2 separate regions of the Homo sapiens genome follow, and region 1 is linked to region 2. Evidence: chromatin contacts called from ENCODE Hi-C or POLR2A ChIA-PET data. All regions are on one chromosome and are shown on one strand. Each heading gives the region's core, a stretch centred on a gene start or an enhancer-like site at or near the end of the contact. The rest is flanking DNA. Distances are from core to core; before and after follow the strand shown.

The links. A loop is a pair of places that touch in the nucleus more often than their neighbours do. ChIA-PET counts read pairs that join two places held with the same protein, here RNA polymerase II (POLR2A). Pooled maps may share reads with other maps.
Region 1: a map of heart left ventricle shows a loop between it and region 2 (3-fold over the local background). The contact joins the enhancer-like site here to the promoter of COL15A1 in region 2. A Hi-C loop is called at or near these places in 6 of 168 maps with a recorded cell type or tissue (Right ventricle myocardium inferior, chondrocyte, esophagus muscularis mucosa and 2 more), 1 of 37 single-sample maps with no recorded cell type and 8 of 50 pooled maps. POLR2A ChIA-PET finds 5 or more read pairs at or near these places in 3 of 52 experiments (AG04449, AG04450 and GM12878).

The regions. Positions count from the first base shown.
Region 1 is chr9:98,975,637-98,981,840 of GRCh38, reverse strand. All of the region lies in intron 2 of COL15A1 (collagen type XV alpha 1 chain), which reads right to left. Among named protein-coding and RNA genes, the nearest start is that of COL15A1-AS1, 34 kb to the right of the region's middle. Within about 2 kb of position 4,465, at least 6 of the 41 ENCODE cell types and tissues checked have a DNase peak (open chromatin) inside an H3K27ac peak, as active enhancers do; they include heart left ventricle and heart right ventricle, where a contact is called at or near this core.
Region 2 is chr9:98,940,280-98,946,404 of GRCh38, reverse strand. It overlaps COL15A1 (collagen type XV alpha 1 chain), which reads right to left and starts at 2,498. Exons shown (of 42, transcript NM_001855.5): 1 at 2,333-2,498; 2 at 2,155-2,243. The coding sequence starts at 2,343. COL15A1-AS1 (COL15A1 antisense RNA 1) reads left to right here and starts at 1,753. Exons shown (of 1, transcript NR_198999.1): 1 at 1,753-5,520.

The DNA.
Region 1 (6,204 bases), core at 3,216-5,715, 33 kb before region 2:
AGAGTGAGACCTGTCTCTAAAAAAAATAATTATAATATTATGAGGAACAAGTATGTGCCCACCACTCCACGTAAGAAAGACAGTATCAATTCAGCTGAAGCTCCCATGAACTCTCTTCAGTCCTTTTCCTCTGCCCATGCTCTGGCAGGAGCCATTCTTGTGAATTTGGTGTTTATCACTCCCACGCATTTGTATGTCCACTCGATACGTGTTTCTAACAGAATGTAGAACCATGGTGTGTGTTCTACACCTCATATAAATGGTGGCATGATGCACACATTCTTCTGAAACTTGCTTTTATTTTTCACTCAGCATTGTATTTTTTAGATTTATCCCTGTTGATACATGTGGCTCTGATCTTATATTTTCTTTTCTTTTTTTTTGAGACAGAGTCTCGCTCTTGTTGACCAGGCTGGAGTGCAGTGGCACAATCTCGGCTCACTGCACCCTCTGACTCCTGGGTTCAAGCGATTCTCTTGCCTCAGCCTCCTGAGTAGCTGGGATTCAGGTGCCCACCACCATGCCTGGCTAATTTTTGTACTTTTAGTAGAGACGGGGTTTCGCCATGTTGGCCAGGCTAGTCTCGAACTCCTGACCTCAGGTGATCCGCCCACCTTGACCTCCCAAAGTGCTGGGATTACAGGCGTGAATGAGCCACCGCGCCTGGCCTGGCCTTATATTTTCACAACAGTACTCTATGGTATAAATAAGCTACAATGGGTTGATTCACATTTCTGTTGGTGGAAGGTGAGGTTTCCATCAATATTACAAATGATACTGCCACGGACTCCCTTATACACATCTCCTCCTGCTTACCTGTGCAGGTAATTCCACAGCTGGAAGTGGAATTATTGGATAATATGGGTATGTGCACCTACAGCTTCCCTGAATATTGCAAAATTGTTCTCTGAAGCAACCGTGTCATGCATGTCGCAGACCCACCAGCAGCATATTCTTGCCAACATTTAGGGGAGGCAGAGAGATGCAATTTGGGAGAGGTCCACGGGGCTTTTCAACGGTAGTGATAGTGTTAATTGTTCAGGTGGTATTCAAAAGAAATATTCATTGTATTTTTCTTTATAGCAAATTTCATGGAAAATATTTCATACAATTTTTATGAAAACGATTAACCCCTCCTCGACAAAAGAGCACATCTGATCCTGTTGCTATCCTGCTTAGAAGCCTTCTATGAAATAGGATTTTTCATGGCCCTCAGGGCCAGGGCTGACCAGGCTGCTGCCACCTGGCTCAAGAGGCCCTCTGTGGTCAGGACCCAGCTGCACTCCCTACTCCCTGACATGCCTGACACAGCCCCAGCGTGCCCCATGCTGTCCCAGGGACTCCCACCCCTGCCAGGAATGCTTTCCTCTGTGCCATCTGCCCCAGCCCAGCCCAGTTATTTTCACTGAATGACTCCTGCTCATCAGCCCAGGCCTCGCTTCCCCTGAAATCTCGCTTCACCTCCCGCACCCACACCCTCCCCTCTGGGGGCTGCATTAGAAGTCCTCTCTGTACACACGGGGTCCTCCATCATAGCCCCTGCATGTCACTATTGGGTCACTTGCCTCTCTTCCCACTGGGCCATCTGTCTTCCCAGTAACCAACCCAGGGCTTATAGTGAATGAATGAACAAATGAATGAATGTGTACATATTCTCAAGTCCCCTCTTTTTTTTTTTTTGAGACAAGAGTCTTGCTCTGTTGCCCAGGTGGGAATGCAGTGGCATGATCACAGCTCACTGCAGCCTCCACCTCCCAGGCTTAAATGACCCTTCCACCTCTCAGCCTCCCAAATGTCTGGGGCTACAGGCATGCAGCATCACACTCAGCTAATTTTTTCATTTTTTTGTAGAGACAGGGTCTCGCTATATTGCCTACGTTGGTCTCGAGCTCCTGGAATCAGTGATTCTCCTGCCTCGGCCTCCCAAAATGCTGGGATTACAGGTGTGAGCCCCTGCGCTCAGCCTCCAATCACCTCATTTTAGAAAACACTAAACTAAGGTTAATAGAGAGGAAGTGTTTGCTGGCCATGAACTCAGATTTGATTCTCAATTGAATGCTTATCCTCTCCAGTTTACAACTTGCTTTAAAACAGAAATTAATTTTAGTTAAAAGATTGGTAAATTTGGTTAAATTTGACCACTTAGAAAAAAATGTTCTGCATAGAACTAATAAATAATAATAATAATAATAAAGATAATCCCTGCAATGTCAAAGAAAACCCCAAAACCATGAAATGACTGATATTTGCTACAAAAATCACAGCAACAAACTCATTTCTCTAATATGCAAAGTAAATGAATACCCAAAAGAAAAATGGGCAAAGAATAGAAAATTCTAGACACAGTAAAAGAAATTAAAATCTTAAACATATGAAAAATACTCAACCTCATTCATAATGATAGAATGAGTTAAGATTACGAAGGGATACCATTTTCCCTATCAGATTGGCAAAGACCAGAATACGCTGTGTTGGCAAGGGTTTAAGGCAGCAGGCCTTCTCCTGCGTTACTGGCAGGAGCATAAATTGTTATAACGTGGTGGGAGGCAATTTAATAACATTTATCAAAATGGCAAATGTGCATGTACTTGTTGACCCAGCAGTCATACGTCTATGAATTTTTTAACAGATAAAGTTACATATGTGAAATATAAAGTACATACACAAATATTCACAGCATCGTGGTTTAAATTTACCTAAAATTCCCATCTTTGGGAATGATTAATATAATAAATGATGACAGGTTCACACAACGAAATCCAAGGCAGCGTTTCAAAAGATGTGATTCCTTAAGTACTAATATGAAACAATCAAGATGTACTATATAAAAACAGACAAAATAAGGTGCAGAAGTGAATTGCTATCAGTTGGAAATGTATGTACTAATACAAATTAAATATACCATATATATTTAAATATATATGGTATATTACAATAGCTCTAGAAGAATACACAAGAAACGGGGCAGTGGTTGTCTCCAGGGAAGGAAGCTGGTGGCTGGGGGCTGGGAGACTTGCTTTTCACTGGATATCTTTTTATACTTTTTTCTATTTTACAGCATATACATGGTATGAAAAGTAAAGACATCTACATATTTTTAAAGAGATTATCTCCTTGCATCCACTTATAGAAATCATAAAACCTATTCTTCTTGCTTTTCCTCACTCAGATACAGCTTATCTTTGTACAGAAAGAAAGAAAAAAAGAAGGAAAAGAAACAAAGAAAACCACACATCCCACTGAGATTTCTTTTCTTTCCTCCACGGTTTAAAGACAAAAACAAAACAAAACCACAAACACCCTACTGAGAGCTCTGCTTTCTTCTTCGCTTATCCAATCCAGTAAAAAGCTTTTCCTCTATTTCCTCTCTCTTTCCTGCTGGGAACAGGAGGGGGAAGCCTCTTTCTGCTCGGAAAATTCCTGGTGCCACAGAGAGTAAAAGCACCAGAGCTTCACATCCTGTGGCTTGTTTCCAAGTGGTGTCTCTGAGGGATCCAGGGCCAGGTTAAGCGTTCAGGCGACACAGGGAGAAGGGCCTGAGAGGCTCCCACTCAGAAAGCTCATTGCTTAAACCAGCCTAGTGCTTCCCATGGCCAGTAGATCCAGGCTTGCATGTGGCAATTCTGGGAATTCTTATGCCTAGGAGTCTGCTTAAAAACAAAAATTCATGAATCTATCCAACATCCTTGTTTTCTAGACAGGGAAATTGATGTTCAGGGAGACTTCCATGGCCAGGAGGCACAGCCAGGAAGCAACAGATGGGGCAGCCAAGCAAGGGTGGACAGAGTCTTGGTACCACGAGTCCCAGAGCTGGTGCCCTCCCACAGCCCCGACCACTCCAGGTCCTGGCCAATGGTTGGTCAGCTGGAGAGGGGGCAAAGGAGGCAGCCTGCAGTGGAGAACATCCTCTTCCTTGGACACAGCTGGGATGAGACCCCTCCTTTGCCCTTTACCAAACACAAAGCCTTTGGGCGATGACTTCCTGGTGATCAGGGGAGGTCCCTGCCCACTTCCCATGTGGGGATTCAATGAGACGACAGATGGGAAATGCAAGGTATAAGCTTAACAAAAACCAAAGTCTGCAAAAAAGATCCCTTCCTAACCCTCCCACCCTCCATCCCCCTAGACCTCAGCCATTCAAGACAGGACACATGGATAGGCGCTGGCCCGCAGGCCTTGTTTCCACAGAGTCCGCCAAGAGGGAGGCCAGCCATGAATGTAGAGCAAGCCCAAGTCAGCCCCAGCAGCCCAGCTCTGCTCTCAGCAACCCCCACCACATCCTTCCACATCCACTGTCCCATGGCATGGCGTGGTAGGGGACGACCCCTGACCTGGAGTGACCCATGCTCACTCGCGGCTGCGCCTGGGCCTGCTGGCTCATTTCCCTTTGGCCTCCAGCAGGAGGGCCACCTGTTTAGGCAGCCACCAGGGAGGGGAGGAGAAGCCAGGGAGCCAAGACAAACAGGCCCAGCAACTGGGTCCATGGGCTTGACCTTGGATGGCTCTGTGCTGGGCAAGAAGGGAGGAGGGTGGAGATCACAGCTGGTGGGAAGACATCCCACCATTTTGGAGGGGACTGGGGACTGGCGTGGAGCATGCTGATGGAACTCTGCAGCCTGAGGATTCTTGGAAGCGGCCCACACTTATCCCCAGATAATAATACTTCTCTCAGAGGACAGTTGTGTGACTTAAATAAAATAATATACCTAAAATGTTTAGCACACTGCTTAGCACACAGAGTGCTTAATAAATGGTAGCTGCCATTTCTTTCCCTATTATTATTACCCTGCTATTTCCCATGCAATTGTCATACTGGAAAACTCAAGGTATCCTGAATGGGTCCTACATTTTACACCCTTGAGCCTTTGTGTATGCTGTTCCCTCCACTTGAGGAACTGCTCCACACATCTCAGGGCCCAACTTCAATGTCATCACCTCCTCCATGAAGTCTTCTTGGATTCCCCCACCAGGTAGTCTGGGCATTCCCGCTCCTGCACTTGGCCCTGACTCTATGTAGCATATATGGCATTATATGACTAAGGTGTTGGACCCTACCATCTTGGAACCTCCTTAAGTGTAGGAACTGGCGTCCACTTCTCCCTGTCTCCCCCACACCCAGGCTCTGTCCCTGAGCAGGTCCTCAGGAAGTGTTTGCTGGCTGAACTAAATCCTAGGCATTCCTGAATTGAAGGTGCCAGGCTCACAGTCTGAGGCCCTGGTGAGAGTCACTGAGGTCGGGCTCCAGTCTGACATCCAACAGTGACCTCACTGCATGCCCATCCATCACCTGAAAGTCCACGTTCCCTCCCATCTCCACGATGCTGGATCCACTGGCCCAGAGAGCCCATCTGGGAGGCATGAATCCATGGGGCAATGAGAGACCCAGGGAGGGGAGGAAGGACTCAGGTTCAAGACTCTGTCTGTGACCTTGGGCCAGCTAGTCCCCCTCCCTGATCTCAGTTTTCCCATCAGAGAGTTAGACCAGATAGACTCTCAGAGCCACATCCACTGTGATTTATTCTATGTATTTTCACTGCCTTCAAACACTTCCTGGGGCTGCATCTGACCGGTCTTATTCTCTCACTTCATTAATGCTTAGAGATAGCTTCATTTCCAATGGGGGTTTTCAACTTACTTTTCCAATTCATGAATTTGATCATATTTCTAAAGCTCCCACATTGTGCCTTGTGTAGTGCTGGAGACATGGAGCTAAGCCTGGAACATGTGTGCTCAAGCAGCTCACTATCTAGGTGACCATTAGTAGTCATCTGCTCCTATTACAAGCTCCAAAGCCTTCAATGGCTCCCCAGTGCCTTCAGCATAAAAGCAAAATTCTACTCGAGACACCCTCTGCTTCATCTCCTCATTCTCCCCCCGTGTCTTTGCCTTCACTCATGCTATTCCTTCTAGTGACATCACTCTTCCCCATCTTCTTACATCTAAATCTTTCCAGTCAGGCTCAGCTGCACCCCAACACACGGGGGCCCCACTCTCACTCTGCAAAAAGGGCCAAAGTCATCCCCCCTCCTCTAAACATCCACAGAGCCAAGGGGATGCTGTGAAGGAACGGACACAGGGAGAGACAACCTGAGCCTCCCTCCCTCAAATCTAGTTCAGACTCCTAAGTGCAGTTTTGGGGTGGCCCCTCCTCAGGGCGCAGAGAGGAGAAATCAGACGGTTTCAGAGACAGAGGAGGCAGAGGAA
Region 2 (6,125 bases), core at 1,249-3,748:
GAGACCATGGAACCCCTAAAGCCTTCTCCATCCGTGAAGCTCTTCTAACTACACACTAGGATGGTTAAGAGCAAGGACTCTGGAGTCAGACTGTCTGGTTCAAATCCCACCCCAGCCACTTAGAAGTCTTGTGACTTTGGACCTCTGTTTCTTCATCTGAAAAACAGAGATAGTAACTGTTCTCAGTCCTCACCTCCTGGAGTGGTTGTAAGGATTGGATGAATGAAATATGAACATGTTCACACCTCCACCTGGATATACAAAGTGTTTTATAAGTATTAGGGATATTAAATTGCATTACAAATGCAGTTTGCAGGAGGATAGTTTACATTTTTAGGAATCGTTTCACATCCCCAAAGGGGCACTGAAAACCCATCAGTTGCAAATGGCCCTCCTTAGACCGTTCTCAGCTCCTGAAGGTTTGCTGGCCCTCCCTTTTTACATTATAAATGGGAATAGGGCTTCCTTTGTGTTAGAAACAACAGCCCTGACACTGAGGGATCCCAGAGACACACACAGGAGGAGAAAGAAACACCAAAGTTCCTATCCCCAGATCCATCTTCCTTTTGGGAAACTGGAAGTTGCAGCAAAGTTCACAAAAGACCATGGAACCCAAAGTTGGCCTCTGCCACTGAGTTGGCAGGGCCCTATATCATATGCAAAATTGCAACTTTCTGACATGAGCCATGGGGCTGAGAAGCTAAAACTATACTCCAGCTGCCCTTTGATCTGCAATAAATGCCAGGCTGGACACTCTGGCAGGAAAAGCTATCATCGGATTTGGGTCTTGTTGCCCAGGAGACAATGGGCTGTCTTGGGCTTCTTCAGGCAAACAAAGAGTTAACCAAGGCCACCTTCTCAATCCCGTTTCCTTTGGGCCGACTAGAGGTTGTTTCCTAGACTTTCTGTTCCCTTATTCAATTGAAGATGTGTACTAATCCCCCAAATTCAAAGGGGAGGGGGTCAGAAGCTATAGAAAGCATGGCTCTTCTGCAAAACTGCATGGAGAAAGAGCTGAGCAAGGGCAAGAGCCTACAGACCTGGATTCAAGTCCTGGCTTTTGGACTGGCCACTTTCTAAGCTTCTCTCAACCTCAATGTTATAAAAATACCTGCATTGCGATGGGATTAATAGAAGCCCAAACCTCAGCACCGTGCAATATACCCTTGTAAAAAACCACACATGACCACTCCCTGAATCTAAAATAAAAATAAAAATACTTGCATTGCTTTCCAACACATAGTTACTGCAAGAATCAAGCAGTAATTTCTATCACTTATTTTGTGCCTAGTATATACTGGAATCATGGGAAGCACATTATTTCTAATTTCTCTAATATTCACAACATTTCTAGGAAGGTAAAATGGTCTAATTAATCGCCTTTTTCAGATGGGGAAACTGAGGCACAGAGCGATGAAATCCATTGCCCAAGATCACTCAGCCAGCCACAGTTCAAACCCAGGCAGTCTGACCTTAACCGAGGCCCATTTTAACTTAGGTCTACTTTAACTTATATCTTACTATTCAGCCAACCGCCTGAGTTCTGCTGGAGAAACTGAGGCCCGGGGAACGGAAGGGATCAGATCTCTGGCTTCCAGGCCACAGCTCTTTCCACCACCGGTGGAGCCACTGCCCATGATAGACGTGACCGCTTAGGTAACTCAGAGCTGGGTTAAGCAACCGAGCAATTCAGTTCCGTTATTTCTTGAGCAGCAAAAGCCCCAGATGTCCCTCCCGGTGTTCATGCTTCGCACCTGTGTGCGGAGAGGCACCAGACCTGCCCTTACCAGAAGCCAGCCAGCACGCACAACCTAAGCTGCTGGCGCTGGGTGCGCTGAGGCTGTTGGCGCTGGCGCTGGCGCTGTTTCTGAAGTCCCTCTCTGCCTAAGATTGGAGGCTCCGCACCCAGCTCAGACATCTCGGGTGCCCAGACAACGCTCCAACCGCCCCAGCTGCCCAGGGATCCCATTCACAGCTATAACCCCTGCACTGCCAGGAGGTAGCCGCCCGCGGGACCGCCAGTGCGCACTGAGTGGCAAGACTCCCTTTTATGTCCAGGAATGAGGCACGCATCGCAGCCGCGTCCGCCGCCAAAACCGACTTCCCCCACGGGCGCGGAGGCAGCCGGTGCCACCCTCCGACCGGGTTGCTTACCTGTCGCACCGCGGGTCTGGGTGACAGCAGGGAGGGGCGTGGAGACCGAGAGCAGCATCAGCAGACACCAGCACTGCCCGTTGTTCCTCCTGCAAGATGTGCCCGAGGGAGAAAAGGTGAGGCGGGCAAGAGTATTGGAGGGGCCCGGGACGCGAGGAAGCAGAGAAGCGGGTCTTACCTTGGTGCCATCTCGCGGGTCTGCGGAGCCCCGGAAGGCGCGCGGCTAGTCGAGCAGAGCGTTGGAGCTTAGCGGAGGACGAAGGGTCGCTGAGCGCTGGCCGCCGCGCTCGCCCTTCCTGCAGGGAACAAAGGCGGCGCTCGGCAGCGGCGGCGGCGGGCAGAATCCCGGCTCCCGGCCCGCGCCCCGAGTCACCCGCGCTCTGAAACCCGACTCCGCCGCGCCCTGCGCTCCCCCGCGCGCTGCGCACTCACGCCCGGGGGATACCGGCCGCCCCGGCCGCCTCCCCACGCCCCTTTCCCCCTCGACGGACGTGCGCTCGCCTCTGCTGCCTCCACCCGCGGCTGCCTTATGTAACCTGCGAGGAAAGCCCCGCGCCCGCGTTCGTTGGGGCAAGCGGGATGGGCTCCCTCCCGCCCTTAAGTCTGTCCTGTCGGGGCTGACCCGCAAGAAAGCACTCTTTCACAGCCGCTGAGGGAATCCTCTCCACAGCCCAGGAAGGCTGGAATCAGTGATTTCCTTATATGATGGACAAGGAGACTGAGGCTCAGAGAGGTGGAGCGTATGTCCCAAAGTCCCAAGCTGCACTGAGCTCCTAGATGCTGTGACCCACCCTGCACGCCTGACACATGGACCGACTTGAATGCCCAGGAGTGGACCTGCCTGGGGGCCATAAGGGATACATACAACTAAATGCAGCAGAGATAATCCTAATAAAAGTTTTTAATGTACTGGATTCCAGGGCTTTCCTCCCTATGTATACCTTGCCTGCCCCCTTCATCAGAATGTAAGCTCCAGGAGGGCTTATCTGTGCTTTGTTCCCTGCCTAAAACAGCTCAGGTAGTAGGAGATGCCAATAAACGCTGGATGAATGAAGGAGCACAGTCTTGGGTGAGGCATCACACCAGGCCCTGTGATGAGATGTGGGGGTCATGAACCAGGCTCTGCCTCCGAAAGCCCTCAGTGGGAGTGAGGCGGTTCAGGGCAGACTAACCCATCTGTGCAGAGCTTATCGCAGGGCACTGGGTAAACCCTCAATGGTCGCTTTTTATTAAGATTACCACCCGGCACATAGTGTGAGATCTTGGAGTGAGAAGAGGCACCGCTGAAGTTGGCTGAGACCTGGACAGCTCTGAAGCCAGGTAAACACTAGAAACCTCTCTTCCTGAAGCACCAAGTAGCCACAGTGGGCCGTGGCTCTGTGGTCAGTTCCTGTGTTTGATTCAGTTCCACTCTAGAGGATGGGTCACCTCTTGCCAAGTGAGTTAGCCTTGCAGAGGAGATGGCATGGGAATGGATATAAGCAACTAATGCTTACTTGGTGTGGATTATGTCCCAAGCCCTCTGCTAAATGCTTTAGCTGTGTTATCTCATTTAATACCCACAACAGCCATGGAAAGGTGATACTGTCATGATCCCCATTTCATAGATAAGAAAGCTGAGGTTCAAAACATTCCAAGGCTAATGAATGGCAGATGCAACACCCATGCTCCTCCCCACTCAGCCATGCTGCCTGCCAGTAAGCAAGAAGATTAGACTCACTCTCCACCCTCAAGAGCAAAATCGCAGTGGAGACACAGAGCACTCGGATATGAAAGGGTTCATGCCAGCCTGGGCGGTGAGGGCTCAGAGGAGGGATGGTTGGCCTGGAGATCAGGAGTCTGGGTTCCAGTCCAATGCTGGCCCTGGCTGCAGGGTGAAGTTGGGCAAATCTTGCCCTTGGTCTGATTTTTTATTTCTCCACCTGGATAATGGACACAACTACCTTGAATTGAATGGTGGCTGTGAGTCCCTTGATGGGACCACCTACTGGTACACCACAGTGCTCTCTGTCCATTGGATTTTGGCTTCTATTATTAGAGGTTGTGGATATTCTCATCGGGGCTGCGGCCTGTGGAGGGGGACAACTGGCAAGACAGAGGGGGGACCCTAGATCAACCTCTTAAGGGATTGAGGCTCCAGTAGCCAAAGCAGCTCGAGAACCAGGTTGGCCTCATGTGGAGCTAACACATAAGGCGAACTGCATCCCGACAAAATTGTCCACTTGAGGCCTCTTTCCTAATCTGTTCACATTCCCTGTGAATGTAAATTCTCTCCCACTTGCAGCCACTCTGTGATGGGCCTAACCTTATTTTATTTTGATTCACTAACCATAGGGAATTTGCTTTCATAATTCTATATTTCTCTATTGTTTGTAAAGTACCACATTAACTAGGAATATAATTGACTTTCTTAGAACTATATTTCTATACTGCTTAGAAAAACCACATCAGTTATGGCTACATAGTAGATCTAGGGTTCTGTTTGACAGTTTTAAAACCAGAGATTGTGAACTGGCAGCCATAGGCTCAATTTTGTTTCATTTTTGATTTTGGTTTTTGTTTTTGTTTGAGATGGAGTGTCGCTCTGTCACCCAGGATGGAGTGCCGCTCTGTCACCCAGGATGGAGTGCAATGGTGGCTCACTGCAACTTCCGCCTCCCGGGTTCAAGTGATTCTCCTCTTCAGCCTTCCAAGTAGCTGGGACTATAGGCGCCCATCACCACACTCGGCTAATTTTTGTATTTTTAGTAGAGACGGGGTTTCACCATGTTGGCCAGGCTGGTCTCAAACTCCTGACCTCAAGTTGATCCACCCATCTCAGCCTTCTAAAGTGCTGGGATTAAAGGCATAAGCCACCATGCCCAGCCTTCAATTTTGCCCATAGATATGTTTTATCTGGTCTGCTGGGTGTCAACCTCCAAATTAAATTGGCTAGCAATATTTGATAATTAGAGAATTGCACAGTAAAATTGAGACTTCTGGATTCTTTTTGAAATTTTGGAAAACCTGGCGACATAAGGCCTGCATTCTCTGTGCCAACAATTGATTGGCATTGAATAGGGGCTGCTGCCTTCAGCTAAGGCAGTACTGTCCAGTTTGCCGTAGTTCCCACCACCCCATATTGTCCCCAAAACCAAAGCTAAGAATCAATTGCCCCTATCACAGTTGCACTCTGCCTTTGCATATAAGAAAAAATGGAATAGGTTGAATGCTCATGTTCCTGTTAAAAATGGGTAAACAGAAGATATATGGGGAGAAGAACATGTTTAAAGAAAGATGGGGAAAAACATATTTCTACTTGTTTAATATACAAATAAAGTGTGTACATTGAAAAAAATAAAAATGAAGGTGCCATTATGAAACAAACCTGGCCTCCTCAGTTACATATATAACATGAAGGGTGAAGACTTGATTGTGATCCAATTTATCAGTCCAAGATACATATGCATAAGGCAACAGATTCCTTTCTACTCTTGCAGGGAAGTCCTATGTGCACATTTCATATTTTGTTGGTTCTCTGTAACTGATGATACCCAATTCACTGGAATCTAAAAATGAAGTTTCCCAAAGCACACTTCTCATCTACAAATGACTGGAAATAGACTCGTGTTAAGGTTGTTGATTTTGCACCTATTTCTCCTGGGAAGCCAGACCATGTTCATATTCAAGAAGGGCTCTCAGTTTGCAGCTTGTCCCTGAACTCAGGCAGATGAAGAACAGGGAGGGTCTCAGGCCTGGGAGCTGAAGTGGGGGCCAAATGGTCCCAGCTGTGGGTGTGGGAGGGATGGGGCAGGAAGCCAAGCAAGACATTTTACCTCCTGCCAGACAGTGTTTTTAGGGCTTAAGTGATTTCCTTCCATTCAATGTTAAGTTGTAGAAATAGCCAAGAGGAAGCTTCGTGTCATACCCAAGCTGATCTAAATTGTTTACCACCGTTCAGTGTAATCTGTGAGATTGGGATGTGTGAAGAC